Regions from separate parts of the Homo sapiens genome. Here region 1 is linked to region 2. A link is an interaction called in ENCODE POLR2A ChIA-PET data of the cell type or tissue named here. Cell type or tissue: A673. All regions are shown on one strand. Links, peaks and the distances in the headings refer to the core of each region. The heading gives the core; the rest is flanking DNA. Region 1 overlaps NPTXR (neuronal pentraxin receptor). Region 2 has its middle 6.7 kb from the start of APOBEC3A.

What was found. ChIA-PET counts read pairs that join two places held together with the same protein. Peaks named below come from ENCODE experiments on the same cell type or tissue, not always from the same donor. Only the 100,000 strongest peaks of a DNase experiment are listed, where the experiment ranks them.
Region 1: POLR2A ChIA-PET joins it to region 2 with 5 read pairs; 2 of 35 experiments call an interaction of 5 or more read pairs at or near these places.

What each region holds. Positions count from the first base shown.
Region 1 is chr22:38,828,763-38,837,085 of GRCh38, forward strand. All of the region lies in intron 1 of NPTXR (neuronal pentraxin receptor), which reads right to left. Among named protein-coding and RNA genes, the nearest start is that of NPTXR, 11 kb to the right of the region's middle. In A673, for the core only: no CTCF peak of the experiment used is centred there; no DNase peak of the experiment used is centred there; H3K27ac peaks cover 978 bases.
Region 2 is chr22:38,946,699-38,955,021 of GRCh38, forward strand. No RefSeq gene overlaps it. Among named protein-coding and RNA genes, the nearest start is that of APOBEC3A, 6.7 kb to the right of the region's middle. RefSeq lists enhancers at 2,907-3,757, 7,624-8,323. In A673, for the core only: no CTCF peak of the experiment used is centred there; no DNase peak of the experiment used is centred there.

The DNA.
Region 1 (8,323 bases), core at 215-8,214, 120 kb before region 2:
GCTGTGGTGGGGGTGTGGGGCGTGGCCATGAGTGCTGTGAAGGTCCCCCAGGTGGTTTCAGGGTGCAGCTGGGGCTGAACGCCCCACCCTAGTCCTTCATAGCAGCAAGGCTAGACACTGATAGGCTGGTAAAGGGGCGGACCATCTTAGTCTTCATTCCCTCACTCAGCAAGCTTCTCTAGAACGGTCCTTGGCAAAAGGCTCTGTATGGCCACTGGGCCCACTCAGGGCGTGAAACAGGGACTTCTGGAGCAGGGCCCCGGTGGCTTGACCATACCAGGGTGACAGGTGGTTGAAATCACATACTTTGGAGTCAGACAGCCCAGGGTTCAAAACCAGCTCGGTAACCAATCTGCTATGTGACTCTGAGAAAATATCCTGACTTCTCTGAACTTGTTTACTCAAAAGAGAGCTGCACCTATTTGGAGAGTTGTGGGGAGGACTAAGGATTAAATATCAATAAACAGAGCCTGCTTATTGCAATTGCTGTCTAGGGCAGGGTGTTCCAGGGTAGGCTCTGACATCCCCCATCCAGCCCGGGATGAGGTCTAAGTGTTCAGAGTTCCCCATGACATGCCTGTCTTATCTTAAGACCCCAAGGGCAGCAGAACTGGGGCAGGAGCTGGGAGGGTTTCCTTCCCCTTCTCCTGCTGGAAGAAGGCCCCTCTGGGGTGGAGGAACGCAGGTGAGGCCGCAGGTCCAGACTCTTCAAGGGGACAGTCTGTGGCAGACATGTCACAGAAATGTCAGTAGGAGATTAATAATTCAATGAGCTGCTAGGAGCTAAATTAAACCTTCACCATCCTCCACCATCCTCCTGGATTCCCCCTCCTCCATGGTCCCCGCTACCAGGCCTGATGCTTGCGAACTCCCCAGGGGCCTGGGAAGTTTTTGCTCAGTCAGTTCCTTGCTCCCAGGCTTAGGCCCCAGACACGAACTCATTGCATTCTGTGATTCAGTCACTGAGCAAACATTCAGAGGGCACCCCCATTGTGCTGGGCACTGCCCCAGATGCTGAAGTTGTGGCTGGAGGCAAAACAGAAAACCAAGAACCCCACCTTTCCTCAGTTTCCTAAGCTGCGAGGGGATGGCCTTGCAGCCTGGGACAAGTATAGAATCCCCTGTCCAGCCTCACTGGCCCAGCCAATGGCCTTGTCAGTCATTTGCTGGGTGACACTGGACACTGCTGGTGGCTGCTGTGACTGAGGGCCGCGTGTTCCTTCTGAGCTGTGCACTCCTCCTTAACTTCTCTGAGCCTGTTTTCTAGCCATGGGACAAGGGGAGAAGTGCGTCCCCTGCATCAGAGTGCTGGGGGCAAAGGACCACTGCCATGCTCAGTGCCCGAGACTTGGGAGCTGCCAGTGTGGACAGCAATGTGACCTCATTTTGAGGAGTTGCAGGAACCGGCCCTCGGCTCTGCCACTGCCCCGTGAGAGTAGGGACAGGTGGGCTGACACTCCGAGATCATTTTTCCCCTTCTATAAGATGGAGACACGGAATGCTCAGCCTCCAGGGCTGGCCAGCATTAAATGATGGCGTGTAAGGGAAGTGCCCAGAGCCTGGCCCACAGTGGGTGCCGGGGGCATGGTTTTGGGTGCATGGGGTAGGTGGGAAGACTGAATGGGACGCTCTTGCTGCCGGCTGAGCCTTAGCAGACACCTTGCAAACATTCCCTCTCTGAATCCACTTAACATGCCAGTGTCCCCATTTCAGGGGCAGGAAAACTAGGGTGAGTTAACTAAGATCACACCAGGAGCAGGAGCAGAGCTGGGATCTGAGCCTAGCAGTCTGGCTCGCCCGCCCCCTCTGCATCACTCGCCACGCAGCCTCTCTTGGCATCTGCCAAGCGGCCTCTCCAGAAGCCCTATTCCCTCTCTGTCCCACCTGTCCCTTGGCTCCCATGGGAAAGGTGAGGTTGCTTCACAGGGCAGGGGGTCTGGTGCCACTCACACTCAGCAACCCCCCTCTTCTGCTGGCAGTGGGAGGGGCTGAGGATCAACCTCTCCATTCCAGGCTGTAAGATGGGGCAACAGACACAAGTCACTGTGGTCGTCCAGGCTGGCTCTGGAAAGGGACCCATGAAAGCAGCGGGAGAGGGGGGACTCTGGCCACCATTATCCACCCCCCCCACCTCTTGTGTAAGAGGTCACGGCCTCCCAGCCACGCAGATGCCTACTTGGCCCACGAGGATGGGGTGGAGGCCAGGTGAAGGTGGGCATGGGATGGGCGAGGAGCCTTACAGTGCACTCCCCGCTTACATTCATCTTTGCTTTCCCGAGGGCTCCTTCTGTCAAGGTGCCTATAAACCCTGACTCTGGTGCAGACTAACCACAAAGCCTTGGTTTCCCCTCCTCTAAAACGGGAACAGGCTGGGCATGGTGGCTCATGTGTGTAATCCCAGCACTTTGGGAGGCCAAGACAGGCGCTTGAGCCCTGGAGTTCGAGACCAGCCTGGGCAACATGGCGAAACCCCATCTCTACAAGAAATACAAAGATTAGCCAGGCATGGTGGTGCATGCCTGTGGCCCCAGCCACTTGGGTGGCTGAGGCAGGAGGATTGCTTAAGCCCAGGAGGTTGAGGCTGCGGTGAGTCATGATCATACCACTGCACTCCAGCCTGAGCAACAGAGCGAGACAAAAAAAAGTGTGTGTGGGGTGAAACAGACTTCCTCTTGTTCATTCCCAGGACAGATGGAAGGATGGGAGGACAAGTGACAGGCCCTCATGGACTATAAAAGCATAATGCCAACTGTGGGGCTTGACTACATTAGCTGATGGGGCGCTCATTACCTCCAGAGCCTTCAGGTGACACTGGATGGCCCACAGGGTGACAGGGTCAGCCACCCACTGCATTCGAGATGGCTGGACTTCCAGGAAGCCTTGGACTGAGGCAATCAGCTCAAGGGGCGCATTTCATCTCAGGGCTGGAAGGGCGGGCTGGGGCAGGGTGTCCCTGGTCCCAGGTACTGTTCTGTCCTCAGTTCTCCACCCGCTCTGTGCCAAGCTTGAGGCCAGAGGGGCATGCGGGAGTGAGGCTGTGCACCGGGCCCATCATAGGCACTTGGCATGTGTTTACTCATGAATCCTCGCAGCTGCTCGCTGAGGCTGGCACTCTTCGTATCCCCATTTCACAGATGGGAAACCAAGGCAGGAGTCGTTTTGAATTGTCTATAGCAATGGGGCTGGGCCAAACCGATACCCCTGGAGCCAGCATCTCCTCTCTCCAGCAAAGGGAGAGAGGGAGGAAGACTTGCCAGGAAGAACAGAGGGAGGAAGATCTGCCAGCAAGAACAGGGAGTCGAGGCTATTTAAACAGACGCTGTTTGGAGGAGAAAACGTGCGGGCTGAGGGGGTGTGCGCTCAAGCTGTTCTTTTGTCAGAGCCACTGGCTCTGCAGCGGCCAGGAAGGCCATGGAGGAGGTGGGCTCGCCGGATCGTGTGTGAGTCCCTCCCCGTCCCAGTGTCTGAATCAGAAGAACACGACTCCCGCACCCCCACTTCCCATCTGCTGTGGGCGCAGGCTGTGCCGCGTGGGCTCCCGGCCCGATGCCAACTGGGCCCCTCACCTAAGATGATGGAGGGAATGATGACGCCAGCACCCCCACTCAGCTCCTGCTGGGGCAGAAAGGTGGAGGCTGGGAACCCATGGCCTGTCCCGCTGGGAGTCCGGGGTGGGGTTTGGCGTAAGTGTGCTGGGCCTAGAGCCAGAGCCCCTTGTTCTAGGCCTGGCTCAGCCATAATGTGCTGGGCTCATTAGCACTCAATCAGAATGCTAACGGCAGCAGCTGTCTCCATCGAGCACTCGCTGCATGCCAGGCCCCGCACTAGGGAAGATCTGTGCAAACAGTTCTAGGCTGCTCTCAACAGCCTGGGGAAGTAGGGAGGCCCACTCAGAGATGAGGGAACTGAGGCTCAGTGCCTGTCTAAGGTCACATACCTGTGACGCTGCAGAGCCAGCACTCCAGCCTGGCCTTCCTGATCCTGAAATCTGTGCTCATTCCTCAGGCTCACACTGATGGTCTGGGTCTGTTGGTTGATCTGCCAAGTGGGCACAGTGCTGGTTGCCCTGCCTAACTCGAAGGCAAGCAGGAGAGGTACTAATGGCCACGGGAAGTCTAGAAGATCCAGAAGGTTGTGTGAGACTATGGCGCAGGGCAGCTTCACAAAGGGAGACTGATAGGAGGGTCCTGCCAGCGTGGGGTGGCTGAGGCTGGGAGGATGCAGGGAAACCCCATCACCTTAGCCCCACCCGGGGTCTATTCCCTTGCTGCAGGGAGCAGAAGGCAGGTGCAGGACTCCAGGGCCAGAGTCCCATCCTCTGCACAGCCCACAGACTGTGCTCATTCCTCAGGCCTACACTGCTGGTCTGGGTCTGTTGAGGGTCAGGGTCCCACCCTCTGCACCACTGCCCCTGCCCAGGATCACCCAGGTAGTGGTACTCCCAGCTGGCAGTGAGGCAGAGGCTGTTCTGGGACGGCCAGACCACCAGGTTTTGCAACGGTGGGAGTTTGGGGTCAGAAAGCTTTCTCAGAGAAACCCCATCCTGCCACCCCACCTCCCTCACCAGGGGCAGACTGCAGGGGCACCAGGACCAGGTGGAAAGTGAGCAGCCTTCAGGGGGAGCAGTGTGGACCACGGCCCCTCACCTCCCCCATCCAACCATCCCCTGAGTTCTGAGTCCTGCTAGGGCTCACACCTGGGCTTCACCAGCTGAGTGGCCTTGTTATGTAACGGTGCCATGCCTCAGTTTCCCCATTGGCCCCAAAGGGTAAAAGAGTAAATCTCATAGCATCGTGGTGAGGATTGACTGAGTTCATAGACAGAAAGCGCTTAGTGCGCGGTAGGCATAGGAAGCATCACAGGCGTGTCTACTATTAATGTCGTGACTAACAATTTTTTTTTTTTTTTTGCGATGGAGTTTCTTTTTTTTTTGAGACAGAGTCTCGCTGTTGCCCAGGCTGGAGTGCAGTGGCACGATCTCGGCTCACTGCAGGCTCCGCCCCCCTGGGGTTCACGCCATTCTCCTGCCTCAGCCTCCCGAGTAGCTGGGACTACAGGCGCCTGCCACCTCACCCAGCTAATTTTTTGTATTTTTAGTAGAGATGGGGTTTCACTGTGTTAGCCAGGATGGTCTCCATCTCCTGACCTTGTGATGGGGATCAGCTGATTGGAAACGTTTGGTTCTTGAGCCTGGGCAGGGGCCTGGGTAGTAGTATTTATGCCTTTTTGCCCATCTGAAATACTTGACATGATTTTCTTTTAAAAACAGGAAAACAATCCTAAAGTGGCATCTCTAGTGGTTGAATCTAACCCTGCTTCTTACCCAGAGCTTCATGAAGTGGTGTCTCTAATGCTTGAATCTAAACCTGCGTCTCGCCCAGAGCTTCACTCAGCTCCTAGCCTTCTCCCTAGTCCTGGCTACTCTCCGCTGGACTGTGCCACAGCTTCCACTCCCACCCTCCACACAGCGGCCAGAGGCAAATCCAGCCATGTTGCTCTCCTGCTTAAAATCCTTCCACAGCCCCGTCTCCCTGCCAATAAAGTCCCTGTCCTCCTGGCTTCAGCCCTTACCCCGACAGGACATAGGTCACGCCCACTGAAAGTCCTCTGCTGCTCAACTGCCCCAAACTCCTTCTCACCCTAAGGCCTCCACACATGCTGTTCCTTCTCCAAGAACATTCTTCCCGCCCCCACCCCTCCTCTGCCCATTGCCTGCTCATCCTCCAGATGGCAGCTTCCCTGATGCCTGAACTGAGATGCTCTATAGAGAGAGAAGAGGGCCCTGAGAGCTTCTCTGGCAGGGCTGCAGAGCACTCATCCATCCATCCATCCATCCATCATCCATCCATCCATCCATCCATCCATCCATCCATCCATGTGTGCCGCAGCAACATGGCGTCGTAGTTGCAGACACGAACTGTCACGTTAGACAGGCCAGCGTCATTTTCAGTTCCTTGCTTACTAGATCTGCGACCTTGGGCAAGCTGCTTAACTCCTCTGGCCCTCAGTTACCTTATCTGTAAAATGGGTGTAATAATAGTACCTACATTTGGGGATATAAATAATGATAAAATGAAAGAACAGATATGAAGTGTGGTCAACCATAAGAGGCAGTACGTGGTTGTCACATTACTATTATTCTTTGCTGTTATTGAGAGGCAGGAGAGCATAATGTGTCATGGTGCAGGCCCTGGAGCCAGACTGCCTGGGTGGAAATGCCAGCTGAGTGAGCTGGACAAGCTTCTGAAACTTTCTGAGCCTCAGTTTCCTCATCTGTAAAACAGAGATAGTAATAGTACCATAGTTCTTGTGGGATTCAATTGTAAGGCCCTTGACAGGCCTGGTGCAGAGGGTGAGCTCACCCCTGCTGCCTCTTGCCAAGTGCCAGGTGCTGTGGCCCCAAAGGCAAATATGGCCCCATGGTTCCGCAGGTGGCGGTGCTCCCAGCTGGCGGTGCTCCCAGCTGGCGGTGAGGCAGAGGCTGTTCTGGGATGGCCAGGCCACCAGCTCTTGCCAAGGTGGAAGTTTGGGGTCAGGAAGCCTTCTCAGAGAAACCCCATACTGCCACCCTGCCTTCCTCTCCAGGGACAGACCCAGCAGGTGGCTCCGCCTCCTCCTACCCAGGTGGGGAACAGGTGAGTGGTGGGCAAAGGACAGGTTGGTTTTGATCATCCTGGTCTCCTAGTACCACTTTGGAGCTGAAGGAAAGAAGACAAATGGGGAGGAGGATGAGGAAGAGGGAGCAGGGATGGGGTTGGCCATGTACCTCCTGGGTCCGAGACCCCAGACCGTGTCTAAAGACCCCTCTGGCCCCAGGCCCCTTGCTCCTCCCTTCAAAAGTCCCTCCTGTCAGGCTGCTGCTTCCAGAAGCCCAGCTGGGAGTTCTGCTGAGGTCCTGCCTGCCCACACACCTTCCGGGCCCCCAAAATCCTCAGCAGATGGAGGTCCCCCACCCCTAGCCCACTTCAGTGAGAAATCCTGGCTTGGTCTTGACTCAGCCTCTGTGGCTGTGGGCAGGTCCCTCAGCCTCTCTGAGCCTCAGCTTCCCCTGGAGTGAAACAAGGGCTGTGGAAGCACATAAGTGCTCCCACCTTGGGTTGGTTGCTTCTATCCCTGTCCCCAGAGTTCCACGGGGATGATGTGCCCAAGACTGTCCTGGGGAGACGCCCCCCCGCCGCCCCGGCACCCCACCTTCTTCACTCTGTGAGGAGCACCGACCTCTGAGTTCATTCCACCTCCTACAGGCAAAGATTTACAAAATGGCCAATAAACATAAGAAAAGGTGCTCAACGTCATGAATCATCAGAGCAATACAAATTAAAACCACAGTGAGTGCACTACACGCCCACCGAAACGGGAATGTTTTTAAAATGACCATACCGAGTTTGGCGAGGTTTACACGCGGGCGGGCTTGTAAACTCTCTCAGCTACTGTGGGGAAATGTTTGGCTGTACCTTCCGACGCTAAATATATGCCCCTCTTGCAACCCACTCCTGTGGCTCGATCCAGGGAGAAATGAGGGCTGACAGCCGCCAACAGATATCCCAAGAATGTTTACAGCAGCCTTATTTGTAAATCAGAAACAACCCACAGATCCATCCACAGAAGAACGGGTAAATGAATTAAGGCTCGTCCGCGCAACGGAACACCACACGGCAATGAAAACGGCAATCCTCCGTGGGTACACGCAATAAGCCTGGATGCCACAGACGTGACATTGAATGAAAGATCACCAGACGCAAGGGTGCACAGCTGTCTGCGTCCATTTGTACGAAGTCCAAACACAGGCAAAACTGACTACGGTGACAGGAGCCAGAATAGCCGTTGCCTTTGGAAGGCTACTGTCTTTGGGGGCACCAGGGAGCCTTCTGGGGGTGCTGGAAGTGTTCCAATTCCTGATCTGGCTGGCGCTTTCACAGGGGTATCCATCCACAAATTTTCATCGAGCTGTCCACTTACGATTTGTGTCTGTTTAAGTGAGATCTGTGACCTCTTCCGTATCTTGAATGTAATATAAACCTCAAAACAAACAAGTCACACAGGCTTTTTTATTTTATTTATTTATTTTTTGAGATGGAGTCTTGCTCTGTCGCCCAGGCTGTAGTGCAGTGGTGCAATCTCAGCTCACTGCAACCTCAGCCTCCCAGGTTCAAGCGATTCTCCTGCCTCAGCCTCCCGAGTAGCTGGGACTATAGGTGCCCGCCACCATGCCCGGCTAATTTTTTGTATTTTTAGTAGAGATGAGGTTTCACCGTGTTAGCCAGGATGATCTTGATCTCCTGACCTCGTGATACGCCCACCTCAGCTTCCCAAAGTGCTGGGA
Region 2 (8,323 bases), core at 163-8,162:
ATTGTTTTCTGCGTCCCAACACGTTCTTTCACTGAGTTTTCCCCCAAACATTGAAAAAGCACTGACCATGTGCTAGGAGTTCAAAACCAAAAAGGAGGGTTGGTTTTCGTCAAATGGGAGATACTTTCAAAATGTGTGGCTCATGGCAGGGAAATGAGAGCACTGGGGACTACTGGAACAGAACCGCCTGGCCCGGGAGAATCCAAGGAAGGCTTCCTGGAGGAGGAATGGCAGAGCGGACCTCTGCTACTGCAGCAGGAATGCCCCCAGCTGCTGCTGGGGAAGGGCTTATGTTGGCTGGGTTTGCCTTTGGGGCAGAGTGGCTGGCTGCTCCCCCTGCCCAGCGAGGGTAGTTCTGGGGAGAGTTGCCACGCTCGGACCCCATTTCCCATCATCCCCAACCCTTTGCATTGGTTCTTGCCAGCAGATGTGAAGATAAAAAGCTGGCCAGACTTCCCACTCTCCTTCCGCTTCTATCCCTGTGCGCTGAGGCCTCCGAGGAGCCCTCTGAGGCTTCTGATTTGCGACCTGGAGGAAATTGCCCGTGTGCTCGGAGGAATGCCTGCATGACACTCTTGTGTGAGAGAGGAATAGACGTCTTTTGTATTAAACCACTGCAGTGTCGGGGTTTATTTGTTCCCTATGCAGTGCCTCTTACTTCACCAGCACCCAGCCTAGCAGATCGCTTGAGCTCTGAACCTCTGGTGGGGCTGAATGGCGGGATTAGGAAGTGATACCAGTCTTTGAAAGTCTCCCTCACTGAGTCACTTGATCCTCATTCACTCAGGGCTCATAAGCCGAATACCTGGCGCTGATGATGCAGAGATGACACTGCCCTGCTCTTACAGGAGGTACAACCCAGTGGAGAGAACAGGCGGAAAGTCCAACAGCCACGCCCCCCTCTCTCTACTCACTTTCCCCCAGGGTCTTCCTGGGCTGATGTTTCCTAGAGAGTTGAGGGAGATGTTCCAAGCTGAGCAGGTGAAAGGGACAGTACCAGGGAGAGGGCCATCGGCCAGAGAGGTCAGCGGCAGGTAGGAGCAGGGACATGTCGTAGGTGGAGGAGAGACATTGGTCCTGGGGCTGCCAGGGGCTGAAGTGTTGATGTTAACTGCCGGGATCACTGTCAGCCAATCAGGGCTGCCACGTACAGTTGCTCAGCCTCGCACTGCTCAGGGAGGATGAGTAGAGGCTGGCACCTGGAGAAATGTGTCTGTACAGAGCAGGGGTACTTTTCTCTGACTATCACAAACATGCCAAATGAGTCAGGTGCCCTGATACCAGTGAACTCAGGGTCAGCACTTAAACTCATTGCTTATTAGTGATGAGACTTCACAGAAGTAGGGGTGAGAAGTGGGGGTGAGGGTAAGAGGAATAATGGAGCCACTTCTGCTGCTGCACATGAGTGGCACCTTCTTGCTTAAGCCTCACGGCAGCCATGTGGGCAAGGGGTTCTTCTGGTGCGGGGGAGGGAGTTAAGGTTAGGTGGCTTGCCTAGATCTATATTCGGGACATCTCAGAGCCTCAGCCTCCCCGTCCATGTAATAGCAATTGATCGACTCCCTCTGAATAGGGTGAACCTCTGTCCCTTTTGCCCTGGATGGGGATGCTCTAGGCCTGCTGTCCCTGCCATGGGTGACAGCACCCCTGTCACTCTTGAAAAGGTCCAGGTTCAGATGAAAAGTGCCACAGTGACCCTACTTCCAAGGCAAGGTATGAGGCTAGAAATGACCAATTGCCAGAAAGAGCTTGCCAGGGCAAAGGCATCACCTGGCAACATAGTCAGGGAAGACAGGGCCTGGGAGGGAAGCGCTGGGGCTGCCCAGAGAGGCATCTATCCAGGAAGCTGCACAGAAGGGGCTGAGGGTGCAGCTGAAGGACAAGCACCTGAATTCAAACTCTGACCTCACTCACAGAGCTCCCCGCTGCTGGCCAGCCCTGGTCAGAGGGACAGGCCAGGCAATAAGAGGAGAGCCAGCAGTGAGTCTCCCTGTTGGAAAGGGGCCACACATATGCAGTCAGGGGGCCTTGGGAGCAGCCCTGTCCCCACCCCTTCCTGATCCCACCCCACTAGAGAGGGAGCCCAGAGGTGGGTAAAGGGCCTACCATGCCCCGCGCCACTTCCTCCTGTGTGTCCTTGGCTACAGGACATCCCCTGCCTGAGCCTCAGCATCCACATCTGGAAGCTGGGAGTAATGAGAGTTGCTCACCTAGGGGGATGGGGTGAAAATTAAACAAGATTCTGCCGGCAAGGTCCTTGGGTTTGCCCACAGCTCCTCACAGCCTCCCTCTCTCTCCTATCTCTCACGTCCCTCCCTCCTCTCCCGTCATTGTCACTGTCCCCAGACCTCCTCCCTGTGCCCTCTTTCCACTCTCTCACCTCCTACTCCATTCAACTCCCCTGCTTTTCCAGAATCAGGGAAACTGAAGGATGGGCCTCAGTCTCTAAGGAAGGCAGAGACCTGGGTTGAGCAGCAGAATAAAAGATCTTCTTCTAAGAAATGCAAACAGGCTGTTCATCACCATCTCCAGGTGTTCACAGACACCAGCAAAGCAATGCACTCCTGACAAGTAGATTTTTTAAAAAATCAGAGTGAATTAATTTTAATTAAAAATTTATCTTATGTTTTGGCCGGGCGTGGTGGCTCACGCCTGTAATCACAACACTTTGGGAGGCCAAGGCAGGTGGATCACCTGAGGTCAGAAGTTCAAGACCAGCCTGATCAACATGGTGAAACCCTGTCTCTACTAAAAATACAAAAATTAGCCAGGTGTGGTGGTGTGTGCCTGTAATCCCAGCTACTCAGGAGGCTTAGGCAGGAGAATCACTTGAACCCGTGAGATGGAGGTTGCAGTGAGCTGAGATCCAGCCTCGGCGACAGAGAGGGACTCTGTCTCAAAAAAAAAAAATTAAGTTTCAAGAATTAAATTGTATGATTATGGTTAATACTCTGGGAATAGCTTTCGATTTATTAATGAAATGATTGTTTTAATTGGCTTTGAAGCTACACTTCTAAAATAAAATGTTAAGAATCTTCCATAATTTGTTAGGTAATTGTACCATGAATTGCAAGTGTGTAAATAAACACTAGGAAATGAATAAATGTCATTCCTTTTGGAGTGGACCTTCATGTGGGGCAAAAGTCACACTAACTCCTTCTGGGATGAGAAAACACAGCTAACCCTTCCGGGACAAGCACCTGAATTCAAACTCTGACCTCACTCACAGAGCTCCCCACTGCTGGCCAGCCCTGGCCGGAACGGACAGGCCAGGCAATAAGAGGAGAGCCAGCGGGGAGTCTCCCTGTTGGAAAGGAGCCACACGTGTAGTCAGGGGGCCTTGGGAGCAGCCCTGTTCCCACCCCTTCCGGATTCCACCCACTAGAGAGGGAGCCCAGGTGGGAAGGGTTCCACATGGAGGATGGACTCTGCCCCTGGACAGCAGCCCCCACTTCCCAACCTCAGCCATGGTGGGCACTGGTGCTCTCTTGCCTTTCCATCTGCAGAGCCTGAAGCCCCTGGGTCCAGCCTCCCGGCCCTGGTCACCCTGGACGACAGGATTGTCCAGAAAGGGCAGCCTTCCCCAGGTCTCCCCTTGGCAAACTTCTGCTCACATATCTGGGGCCAAACTGTGCCACAACGTTGACAGTGACTATATGGGCCTGGGGGAAAATAATTATTTAGTGGAGGGGATTAGAAGCAGCAGTGAGAGGGGATGGCGCAGGAGGGCAGGAAGAAGTCTGGCAGCCGTTTAGGCCCGAAGGGAAGAGCTAGTAGACTCAGATCCATGGAGAGATGGAAGGAAAGGAGAAGAGAGGAGGGAGGAGAGGGGCAGGGCAGGGCTGCAGGCAACTGCGGGAGGACAGGAGGCAGTGGACACGAAGGAGCCAGGAGGACAGGGGCGTGGGAACAGAGGGAGCTGGAGGGAGGTCTGTGGCTGTGGGGACCAGCAGAGCTGCCTGAGGGGCTGAGTAGGGTTCGGTCATTACATACAACAAGATCCAGGCCTGCGACCACGCTCAGGATCCAGGCTCTGCCCCCACATCTGCTCCTGCAGACGCAGCTCTCCTGCTGGTCACCTGGTGGCCCCCAGAGGGATGGCTGGCCATCTCCAGGCACTGGGCCTCATCCCAGGGAGGAAGAAAGAGGTCGTGGCTAAGCTGTGAGTGAGCCCCAGGGGACAGGGGGCCTGGGCCCTTGGAAGGTGGGGTTCTGGGGGACGGTGGTCCGGTCTCCCTGAGACCCGCCCTGTGACATGACTAACTGTGGGGTTCTTTCACCAGGGTGAGCCCCTCTTGCCTCCCTTACACTGGCCCCTTTGCCCAGAATGACTGCACAATTTTTATCACTTACTTCCAATGAGTGGAGTCAGGGCTGTTATCAAACCCAGAGACACAAGCAAAGGGCAGGGCGTCACGTGGGGGTGGTGAAGGCTTCTCTGGGGACCCTTCAAGCCTGGCTGCCATGAGGTGCCAGGGCAGGAAGCACACTGTCCTTCCTTAAGCTCCCACAGTGTGCCCAGCCCTTGATGGAAGTCTCAATTTAATTATAAATGCAGGCTTGAGGTTGCCAGTATCAATCATCTACCCAACTAATCTATAAACGAGTGCAATCACATTTAAAATGTTGATAGGGCTTTACTGGAACCTGACAAGCTGGTCATTGCATTCAGAGGACTTGGATCCACTCATTTGATTTTGAAAACTACGAGAGATAAAGAGAGTTAAGGTAGAAAATGTCAATACATGGCTGGGCATGGTGGCTCATGCCTGTAATCCCAGCACTTTGGGAGGCTGAGGCAGGCAGATCACCTGAGGTCAGGAGTTCAAGACCAGCCTGGTCAACATGGTGAAACCCTGTCTCTACTAAAAATACAAAAATTAGCTGGGTGTGGTGGTGCACGCCTGTAGTTCCCAGCTACTCAGGAGGCTGAGGCAGGAGAATCGTTTGAACCCGAGAGGCAGAGGTTGCAGTGAGCTGAGATCACATGACTGTACTCCAGCCTGGGTGACAGAACAAGACTCTTGTCTCAAAAAAAGAAAAGAAAAGTCCATACTATTTTAAAGCTATAACAATTGGAAGAGTGAGCTGTACAAAGTCTCAATACAGTTATAAAGCTATAACATTCAGAAGGGTGTGTGTAGGAGGGTGGACGGGTGCTCAGAAGGAAGCTCTAAAGCCACAAGGAGAAATTTCACCCCCTTTGGACTGGACATGGGCTGGGCTCTGGCAAATTGCACAATGCAAGGTGCTGACATTATTGCCCACTAGGTCACATTGCCTAAGAGTAGCAATTTATAAAATCTCATTAGAGAGTGCCTGTGTAAATTCTTTATTTCTGGGCCACCCGTGTACTTCCTCATTAGTAAGGAGGAGAATTAGGTGAAGCTCATGGTTGTGGATTGCTGCAGTTTGCACAGACTTTACAAAAAGAGCTTCAGCTGGTGTCCTGCCCCTCTAGGGCACTCACTGGGGCTTTCACGCTGGCATTGGAAAAGTGGGCATCGGCAAGTTCCGTGGCTGAAGAGGAAAAAGAAAAGCAAGCTTTCACCCGCCCTGGGTGAACTGTGAATTCTAAAGTGTGTCCCCAGGAATATTGGGAGACCTCAGCAGTTTACACTTGGTGGGTTGAACAGGGTTTGTTAGTATGAATTATTCATCCAATATTGAACACCTACCTGTGCACAGCACGCTTGCCTAGTGAAGAGAGCAGGGCTGCTGTTCCTGCTCTGTGCCCGGGTGGGAGGCAGACACAGGGGCTGTCATGGGAGAAGCTGGGCTCAAACAGCCCATGAAAAGGGACCCATGCACAGGCACAAAAGCCCCGAGGAAGAAGCCAGCTTGGTGCACTCGACGGAGCATCACCCACTTGGCTCAACAAATGTGTGGTGGTATGTGCATGTGTGTGTGTGTGTGCATGTGTGTCTCACACATGCGTATTTATCTACATATGCAAGAGGATAGGAAGAAATACAGGAAAACACTTTTGTAATCTTGTGGTTGAGAAAGCTGGCATAAACAAGGCACACAATGCCAGACACTATGGCCTTCAGGCCTCCCTGCCACGGGGATGCTGCCTTTTCTGCTCCGGGTGTTTCCACGAGGCAGGCATGGAATCTTCCCTGGACAAGCGACATACCGTGGAGAGACAGGTAAGAATTTCTACACATAGGAAGGGTGGAGCAGCCATGGTCTTAGATGTGAGCCCAAGGGAAGACAGCCTGATATATTTTACTGGGCCATATTTGAAATTTCTGCACAGCGGAAGACACCATACAGTAAACACAGGAGCCTGCGAGAGAACCTCTGCCGAGCACCAGTGAACGGCCAAGTGACACGAGTGACACCATGAGCTTGGTGCCCTCTCCATCCCAAGCCAGAGGCGGAAGCCAGGCCCTTCCTCCCAGCCCAGACTCCTACATCCCAAACTTGAGCCATGGCACACATGCTGGGCACTTACTCTGTGCATAGCAGAGGGAGCTGAGCTGCATCCAGAAACAGACCTAGGAGCTCACAGACCCAAGGCCTGGGTCTCCACCCCTGGAAGAGGGTGGTGCCGAGAGCAGGGCCCCCGGCTGTCACTGGCCCGGAGCTCACCGTGCAGGGGCAGCCCAGGCCCTCCGGGGATGGCACTGGGGTGTCGGAGGCCAAGGAGCAGAAACAGCTGTGGATGCTTCCCTCGGAGGACTGGGTGGGGCCGGGACCACCAGGACCTGCCCACCACCTTCTCTATGGGGCATCTGGCTGTGTCTGGGAGTATCTTGTGGAAGGGTCCTTTTTACCATGTGGGATCGGTGGTCCAGACTTGTCTGGGAGCCAAGGATACCAGGCATGTCAAGTAGGCTCTTCCAGAAGGTTTTCCCTCCTGGGATGTCTGTGTCTCTGCCCCTCTCCTGCTGCCTGCATCAGGAAGGGAGGGAGCAGATGGGCTGGTGAAGTGAGCAATGTCAGTCACATGCATGGACTGTCCAGGGCTCATTCTGTGCTGAGGGTCCTCCCGTGAATACGTGGCTCACCAGCGTCCCACCCCATAGAGAAGGTGGGGGGCTGGCCCTGGCAGCCAGGGCTGGAGTGGGAGGAGGTTGACCAGGAGCATGGGGGTGAGGGAGAAAGAGAGAGGGACCCCACTGTGCTGCCCTAGCACAAGGGACACTGGTCTTCCTGATTCCTGGCCTTCCACGAGGTGGGACGCCCCTCCTTCTCTGGGCTCCTTCTCTGCCCCGCGGGGTGGTGGATGCAGTAGGGACCTTCCACCTCAGGACCTCAGGAGCCGCATATGTGGTACACAGTGGGCCTCCTCGACAGCTGCTCATGAGCAAACAGGCCCAACTCCTTCTGGTGGCAAAGACACAGACACACACAGACACATAAGCACACACAGACAGTGACAGGACAGAAAGGAACCTTCCCCGGGGTTTCCCAGACACACCCAGATGTCTACCTCAGCTCTGCCCCAAGTCAGAGGATTGCAGCAATTCTTACCGTGAAGAGTGCTGGGGAAACCACGTCATCAACCCCGATCCTCTCGTTTTCATTTCTGGGTTCTGACAACAGCCCCAGCTCCACCCCTTGAAACAAGTGACCGAAAAATGGACAACATGTAGTCACTCTGGGCAAAGAGGCCACCCCAGTGGGGGTATGGGGGACAGAGGGCCCCACCCTGGGAGGACAGCACTGTCCCCTGTCCAAGGGCAGGTGCAGCCACCTCCTCCACCTCCCTATTCCCCCCACCCTTTGTCCCCCCCGCCCCCCCGAGCTTGGCCCCTTTGCTTGGAGAGATCCTTTGGTTTTTTCGATCACTTGCTTCTAGGCTGAGGAGGGCGGGGCTGTTGTCAGAGCCCAGAATCAAAGCCAGAGGAGCAGGTGGACGCTGAGACTGTCCCCTCACCCTGCTCCACGGGCAATGTTGAAGTGGGCATCTGGGTGTGTCTGGGGTATCCCAAGGAAGGGTCCTTTTCGTCATGTCACTCTGTTGGGGGCGGGGCACAGGAGCAGGGAGCCCTTTCTCTCCCGAGCTCCTCAGACTCCCAGCTTCCCTGGGTCTCATCTCAGAGCTTTGCCTATGACCTGGGAGCCCTGTGGGTCCAGGGGAGGGGACTGGACGCAGCCCCATGACAATGCTCAGACCTGGGCTAGGAACTGGAAGCCTGTGGTTCCTCTGGGCTGTAGGGGTTGGGGCCCCACAGTGATGGCAGAGCCAGGACCTCATACACAGCAGCATGGACTCCAGACCCGAGCGGGACCTCCGTTCTGGTCCCAGGGTGACCTGGGCTGAGTGGCCCAGCAATCAGGGACCACTTCAGGGTCCCTCTGCACTGGTCTG